Regions from separate parts of the Mus musculus genome. Here all the other regions are linked to region 1. The links are chromatin loops, found by intact Hi-C in ENCODE. Cell type or tissue: left cerebral cortex. All regions are shown on one strand.

Region 1 (2,500 bases):
TCTGGTATGGGGTTATGTGTTTGAACACCTGGTCCCCAGTTAGTGGCACTGTTTGGGAAGGTTGTAGAACATTTAGGAAGTGGAACCTTACTGCAGGAAGTAGAAATAGGGGGTAGATCTTGAGCCTTTATAGCCCAGTCCTAATTCATGTTCCCAGTCTTATGCTGTTGACCTAAACATGTAGGTTCAGAGTCAGGGGAAGGGCAAGGAGTTGTCCCTTTGTCATGAAATCTAACAAACATTCCATTTATTTGGAATCTAACATTTCCCTGATCACTTCAGACTCCCAATGCCCTCAAGTCAACAGACATGAAAGATACAAGATTGAAGGGGTCTTTGGGTCTTCTTACATTGTACCAAGGATATAGAGAGCTACTAAGGTCAAGAAATATGTGACAGGGTCAAAGTACCTGCAAAGATGCTACCATAAGAAACTGAGGCCACTTGAGAAACTGGAAGATCTCACTATAACGTTGAAGCAGGCCTTGAACACCCAATCTTCCAGCCCAGAGCCAGCAGGATGTCCATAGACAAAAACTGCACTCAGAGTGAACCTATCCTATGAGAGAGGTTATGCGTGCTACAGAGCAGAGCTGGTAGCAAAGCTACCTAAGCTATTTGGACTGAGATGATTCCACCATGAGTCCCAAATGCCAGGCATGGAGGTACAGGGTCTTTTTCCTCCATTCTGGGTGCCATCTTTCTTCAGATCACTCATTCTTTATTATGCTCCATTTCTCCTTTTTTCAAATATGAGTGTATACGCTGCACCCTTGTATGTCAGAAGCATATACTTTAAAAATGTTTATTTATAGAGAGTCACAATTAGGAGATTGCCTCAAGTTTCTAAAAAGACTTTAGACTTTGGATTTTTTTTTTTTAATATTGTTGAGACTATTAAAGACCAGAAGGAACTTGCAAAGTTGGGTGGGATATGTTTTGCATCAAGACTTGGCCATGGGCCTGTGAGCGGCAGAAGTAATTTAAATGTACATAGCCCCACATAGGCGCAGATATTTCAACCCTTGGTCCATACTTAGTGGTGATGTTTGGAAGGTTGTAGAACCTTTAGAAGGTGGAACCTTGCTGAGGTGTGTGTGGGGTTGGGGACAGGCTGTGAGACTTTACATGCCAGCTCCACCTCTTGTTCAGTAGATGCTGGCATAAAGTGAACAGCCTGCCCCATGTCTTCCCTGATCACTACCCTGCCTTCCCCACCGCAATAGACTATATATCCCTGGAATTGGGAGCCAAAAGAGCCTTCTCTCCATGAAGTTAGTTTTGAGGGTGTATTTTGGTTCCAGCAACAGAAACGTTACTAACACAGGCAGACTTGTAGCTGCTTGGAGACAAGATTGTTGGCTGAGAACCTGAGCCGAGGTGGGGTGGTGGGATGATAACAGAATTACTAGCAGACAATTTCAGACCTCCAACCTACAGCAGAGTCAGAGCCAAGCAAATCCAGACCTTAAGATGAAATCTGTGCCATTTAATAATTATCTCAACTATCTCAAACTAATATTTATTAGTTACATGGCGGGCATCCCGTTCTCAGCTTTACAAGTATTCACTCTTTTTTATCTTACCAACATTGTGGGTTCTCTTATTTCCCAGCTGAAGACACCACGATAAAGTTAAATAAGCTGCCAATTTTGTGTAAGGAAAAGGAAGGATTGGAGAAATCTTTCTGGTCATAATCGCTGTCTATAACTATTTGGCAACACTATAACTTTCCACATCAAACATGTCATGCCAGTCAGTAGATGACAGATTATCTGAGGACTGCCAATGTCGTCCCCAGAGAGTTCCCCACACCAGAGGTCAGACTTGTCAAATCAAAATGGGCATATGGCCCAACCACCCACTCAACTCTCCTCCTGGATACTAAGCACTAGGATTGAAATGACATTTTTATGATTGGTCTTTTTTTCTGCTGAGAAACAGTACAATCTCTTTAACAGTTGCTTTCCTTTTTACTGGACACACACACACACACACAGAGAGAGAGAGAGAGAGAGAGAGAGAGCCCATGAGCAGACACAAAGAGATGCACAGAGATACAAAGTGAGCAATTGCTGTCTAGCACCTACATCCAGGACTTTCTTGAGACCCAGTCTCCTTTTCTGGCAGCAGATTTGATGAAAGCTAAGCTATCCAAGCTGCTCCATATTCCTTACTGTCAGTCAGGTCACCATCCTGACTCAAACCCCACAAAGGGTCTGTGTGGTCCCTCCTTGTCCCTGTTTAATGCACCTTATGCATTTCTGTCTTCTTTCTGGTAAGGTATCATCCTTCCTTAAGTCTGGGCAGGATTCAGTGTTAGAGAGCTCTAAGAGCATCGGGAAGAAGCACATGTCTGTTTTCTATTGGAAAGACTGGCAACAAAACTACCCAGCCAAAGTCACTGCAGGTCAGATCCCCGAGTGCAGAGCTCACACACTGCATTGTGAGCGTTGGGGAACACTGCAGACGGGCTGAGAAAATAGACAGACTCAGAGCC
Region 2 (2,500 bases), 97 kb before region 1:
ATTTTGGTGAATAGAATGTTGTTTAGTTTTCTTTTGAATTCACAAGGTAGGATACTAAACCAAAGATGAGCAGTTGAGTGTCTGGCTACTTGACACTTGGAAATACAGAGGTATGGAGGGCCAGAGATGACAAAAAAAAAAAATCAATATATAATATGATATACAAAAGGATGACAGCCTCCCTGACAAAACAAATAACTGAAGACCACCATCAAATAGTGACACACAACAGTGACCAGAGAGCATGATCAAAGAGACCAAAGGAAAACACAAATCAAAAATAAAAACTGTGAATTACGCCAAGTTAGTAATCATTTTTCCCATGTTAAAAAAAAATGAAGACTTAAGTGAGGAGTTCAGTGACAAATGAAAAATTATGAGAGACAGCCCAATTAAGTCACCCCTATTGAAGAAGCTTTTCTCCAAAAATAACAGTTCTGCTTTTAATTATAGGTTCTTGGGTCTGCTAATCAGCCATCTTCCTCACGACTAAGCTTGGTGCAAATAACAGAAAGGGATTCAGCAAGATGCCCTGTTTAATTAGAAGGAATTTAATTAAAAATATTTTTATACACATGACCAATCACCATTATTTATGCAGATGTTCCATCATGCTGCCTTGGAGACGCTTCCGCGCACCCCGCATGTCCCCCTTTAAATATGCGGCTGCGTTTTCTGCAAGAGGTCCTATGAAATGAGAAGCACCGTGGCTGGTAGTTAATACCTATTTTTATCAAAACAGCAGTGCAGCTCCCACATCACCCGTGCAGCGTAACCATAGTAACCCCAAATAGAAAGGGTCTTCAGATTATCATTGCGATCAAAGGTAAAACAGTTCATGTGCCTTTGAAACAGTTACACCGTGGTAAACTTTAAAGGATGAAAGTGGCTCTTCTAAATCTTGTTTTTCTACTACTTAAATGTTAAGAGAAAAATTTGACTTGCAAATGCAGTGTATGGAAATGCCTCTCATTTTGGACAACTCTTCCTCAAAGTGTTAGTAACCGAAAAGATGAATATTCACATGTGCACATTTCTCTAGTGCTTCCATCTGAGTGTGATATGGAAACGATAATCGTATTTTAATGTTATATGAATGTTATTAATCACGATTAATAATATTAATAATCATGTTTCCAAGTCAGAGAATTTGTTTCAGAGAGAAATCCCACATTGAAGAGCTCAAGATGAGAAGCTATATTTTGTGCCTCATCACCGGCTCTGGTGAGGATGGTAGACGCACACCCCATGGGCTGAACTGCAGACAATGACTCAGGGTGTGGACTGGCAGTCAAATTACAAAGGAAAAGCATCTTTAATGAGAAGAGTAGTGAAGCTGATTTAAACAATAGCGAGAGGCCAACCCAAACACGGGGATCTGAATGGGGCTTTATAATATATGGGCAGTGTAGGATGGGTGGGAAAACATTAGCAGGTGGGGGATAAAAGGCGTAAGTGGCCACAGCTGATTAGTCTATTAAAGCATCCATGATCTAGATAGCACCAGAGACCAGCATAGATACCGCTATGGCCACAAGCAATTAATAGATGGAACAGCAGGGCAGTACCCACACACCCAGCAATTGCTATGAGTTCAGAATCTTGGAGTGTAAAACAGGTATGTAAACGCAGAGCTTCCACGGGGAATGGCTCTAATTCTTTCTTTCCTTCCTTTGAACATCTACACTGCGGAAGTGGACAGTGGCAAGAGGCGAAGGAGAGAAAGCAGATTCTTTATGGTGGCTACTTTATTGAGAACAAACTTCTGGCAATTTTATGTGCAGTCACAAATAATTAAAGTGCTATAGGAGGGGTATCTGAAGAGCCAGTTAAACGCCCAAGAAGAGTTGATTGTTGTTAAGTTTTATTATAGATATTATTATAGAAAACTTAGCAATTTATAAGTAATCTTTTACAAAGCATCTTATTTGATCTGTCAACAGCTCTGGGGAGAAATAGAAAATACTTTTTGTTTGATTTTGTCTTGTTTTGACAGGCATATTCAAGGATGCACAATATAAGTTCCAAGAATTTAAGGCACTAAGCTGTGGTTAGTCCTCCACCATGCAAGCTGGGGACTGACTCAGCTCAGATACAACCCCACCATGCACGATACCACCCCTCCACACACAGTACCACCCCACCACGCACAGTACTACCCCACCACGCACGGTACCATCCCTCTACGCACAGTGCCACCTCTCCACGCATAGTACCACCCCTCCACGCATGGTACCACACCTCCACTCATAGTACCACCCCTCCACGCACACTACTACCCCACCACGCACGGTACCACCCCTCTACGCACAGTGCCACCTCTCCACGCATAGTACCACCCCTCCATGCATGGTACCACACCTCTACTCATAGTACCACCCCTCTACGCACAGTGCCACCTCTCCATGCATAGTACCACCCCTCCATGCATGGTACCACACCTCTACTCATAGTACCACCCCTCCACGCACAGTACTACCCCACCACGCACGGTACCACC
Region 3 (2,500 bases), 330 kb before region 1:
TACACATGTGCTCTGATGAGGTGAGTGCCTTTACCAAACGCTTTCAGCTGTAGGATTTCAAGACGTAGCTCAGCAGTATTTCAAGACACAATCTGTGCTATTTCTTCAGGAGCTGCTTTGCTGTGTTTTATGTGTTTTAATTACTGCTGTAATGTGCTGCCCTCGGAGGTGCCTCTCTGAAAGGGTATCCCCTAAGACACAAAGACCTAGATAAACGAAGGAATCCACAGACGAGGGGGTCATGTTAGTAAATCCAGTGAGCCACTGTCTAATGAGTTTTCTTTCTTTTTTAAAGCTTGGTACTGGGTGCGAGGCAGCAACCGTCTCTCTTCCAAGCCTACCCGCTGAAGTGTGATGACCAAGGTCAGCCACAGAGCATGCGCAGAGCTGAGACTGCAACGTAATACTTCCCAAAGGCTCTCTTAATTCTTCACAACCCGGATTCATGCTACCATGTTTAAATTCAGTCTCACCGTCCCAGTGAGTCTAAAAGTCATAGCGCCAATGAAGGCAAAAGAGAGCATTTTGTACTCAACTCTGGTGGCAATTGAAATCTAGTTCTCTTGGCCAGGAAACACATTCCATAGGCTCAGTTCCTAACCTGAGTCATATTATCCCAGTCACACACTCAACGGCAGTCCTTGGCTTAATAAAGTAGGAAATGAACCTTTGACTCCCGAGAGTTTCCTGACTTGTGGTGGGCGTTGCAACGACTTAAGCCACCCCCACACCCCGCAGCCACATCACACAAGTTCCGGTATCTAAGCACAAGCGAGGTCAAAACAAAAGATGAAATTTCATAAAAGAGTTGCAGCTACGCGTTTCGCTGTTTTAACCGACTTCCTAAAAAACACTTTAGAATCAGCTCCAACTGTGTCTAGAAATGAAAAAACGGAAACCAAATTCAACACCCTCACAGTAAAGTTCTTTGGTACTGGGTTGGACAAAAGCCCAGGTTTCCTCTGTGTAAATGAGGTCAAGAGCCCGGGTCAGCCAATTGTAAACTAAAGTCCCTGCATCCCATTTTCTCATGGCCAAAGGCTCATGGTCAGTGAAGTTGCCAGGTTTCCACAAAATTGTGGTGCAAATGTATGGCCTAACGCCATAGTTTGAATATGAAAGTGTTCCCACATTCCCGCTCCTCCCCCTCCCCCTCCAAGGTTCATGTTTTGAAAACCTGGTCTCTAGATGGGGACGAGTTGGAAGAAGCAGATGACTGTGTGGTGGGAGCATGTCCTTTGTAAAGGGTCCTCCCCTGCTTTCTTTCTCCATTTCCTGTCATCACAGAGGTAAAGAAGTTCTTTCACTAAAAGCTCCCACTACAGCGGGTGGTGTCCTGTCCAGTCACATTGAGGCCAAGTAGCTAAGGACTGACAAATCCTCTGAAACCAGGAACAGAATAAATCTTTCCTCCCTTTGATTTGCCTGTGCCAGGCATTGGGTCGCAGCAATGAGAAAAAGGGGAAAGAGCCTGATGCAGCTGATGGTCCAGGCTCAGTGCTGGAGCCTGGAGCGTTCGAAACAAAGGAACCAAGGAAAACAACTTGAGGGGTTGAGAGAAAGTCTCAGTCCATAAAATGCTTGCTCTGCAAACAGGAAGACCCAGGGACGGTGGCACCCTTCTGTATTCTCAGCCTCCGTGTGAGGTGGGGGTCAAAGACAGCGGGATCCTTGGGTTTTGCTGGCCACTCAGTATAACCAATCAGTGAATTCCAGGCTGATGAGAGATACAGTCTCAAAAAGTAAAACAAAACAGCAACGTACGCATATGTACATATACGAGCAAACACACACACACACACACACACACATACACAGAGAGAGAGAGAAAGAGAGGGAGAGAGAGAGAGAACAATTTTTGCATGTTTTCTTTTCCCTGAAACTCCCAATCCCTAACCTACTTGTGCAGACCTGTGAGGGGCTGCTTCCGATGGGGACTTACTTATTTACAGAGAGTTCTTTTAAAACGTTCTTTGCTCATCATCACAGAAGTAGCCTCAGTCCAGGCACAGCGAGTCCCCTTCACCAGATTGGCTGTGTAAGGAAACAAGCGTTTTCTTTTTCCCTTCCCGATCCTTTCTGCGGCATCCCTCTCTTTATCTTGGCTTTGCTAAGTTTGTGGGTGGGGTGGGGTGGGGGGATGTTGGGATACTGAATCTCAGTGGTTGAGAGAGGATGTGACTAGCACATAAACAAAAGCATGGGTCTTCTCTGCAGCAGGGCCACTCTGCCCTCTGGAATTAGATGGAAGGCAGAATCTAAGGGCACTGATGCAGGGAACAAGGCAGATTTGGTGGGAGACTTGTGAAATCATTTATCGATGCCTTCTGCTCCAGTGAATTGGAACGATCATCGGTTTAAAGAGTAAGCTGAGAAAAAGGAGACGGGGGCTTGAGAAGAGCGAAGGAGAAATTATTAAGCGGTATGAGAGAAAACGGGCTTGGGAACTTCAGGATGATTGATGCTCAAAGGGTTCAAGCGCCTACACTGTATGCCAGGG

Evidence for each region. Hi-C counts contacts between places; a loop is a spot of excess contacts. Peaks named below come from ENCODE experiments on the same cell type or tissue, not always from the same donor. Only the 100,000 strongest peaks of a DNase experiment are listed, where the experiment ranks them.
Region 2: a loop joins it to region 1, with 5 times the contacts of the local background. A loop is called at or near these places in 3 of 42 quality-filtered maps.
Region 3: it touches region 1 in a loop (2.8-fold over the local background); 5 of 42 quality-filtered maps call a loop at or near these places.

Annotation. Positions count from the first base shown.
Region 1 is chr9:94,740,353-94,742,852 of GRCm38, reverse strand. All of the region lies in intron 4 of Slc9a9 (solute carrier family 9 (sodium/hydrogen exchanger), member 9), which reads right to left. Among named protein-coding and RNA genes, the nearest start is that of Mir7656, 10 kb to the left of the region's middle. In left cerebral cortex, no CTCF peak of the experiment used is centred here; a DNase peak (open chromatin) is centred at 1,362; H3K27ac peaks cover 386 bases.
Region 2 is chr9:94,837,602-94,840,101 of GRCm38, reverse strand. The region is part of intron 5 of Slc9a9 (solute carrier family 9 (sodium/hydrogen exchanger), member 9); the gene reads right to left. Among named protein-coding and RNA genes, the nearest start is that of Mir7656, 87 kb to the right of the region's middle. In left cerebral cortex, no CTCF peak of the experiment used is centred here; DNase peaks (open chromatin) are centred at 766, 944 and 1,218; H3K4me3 peaks cover 477 bases.
Region 3 is chr9:95,071,060-95,073,559 of GRCm38, reverse strand. The region is part of intron 12 of Slc9a9 (solute carrier family 9 (sodium/hydrogen exchanger), member 9); the gene reads right to left. Among named protein-coding and RNA genes, the nearest start is that of Gm32018, 240 kb to the left of the region's middle. In left cerebral cortex, no CTCF peak of the experiment used is centred here; a DNase peak (open chromatin) is centred at 937.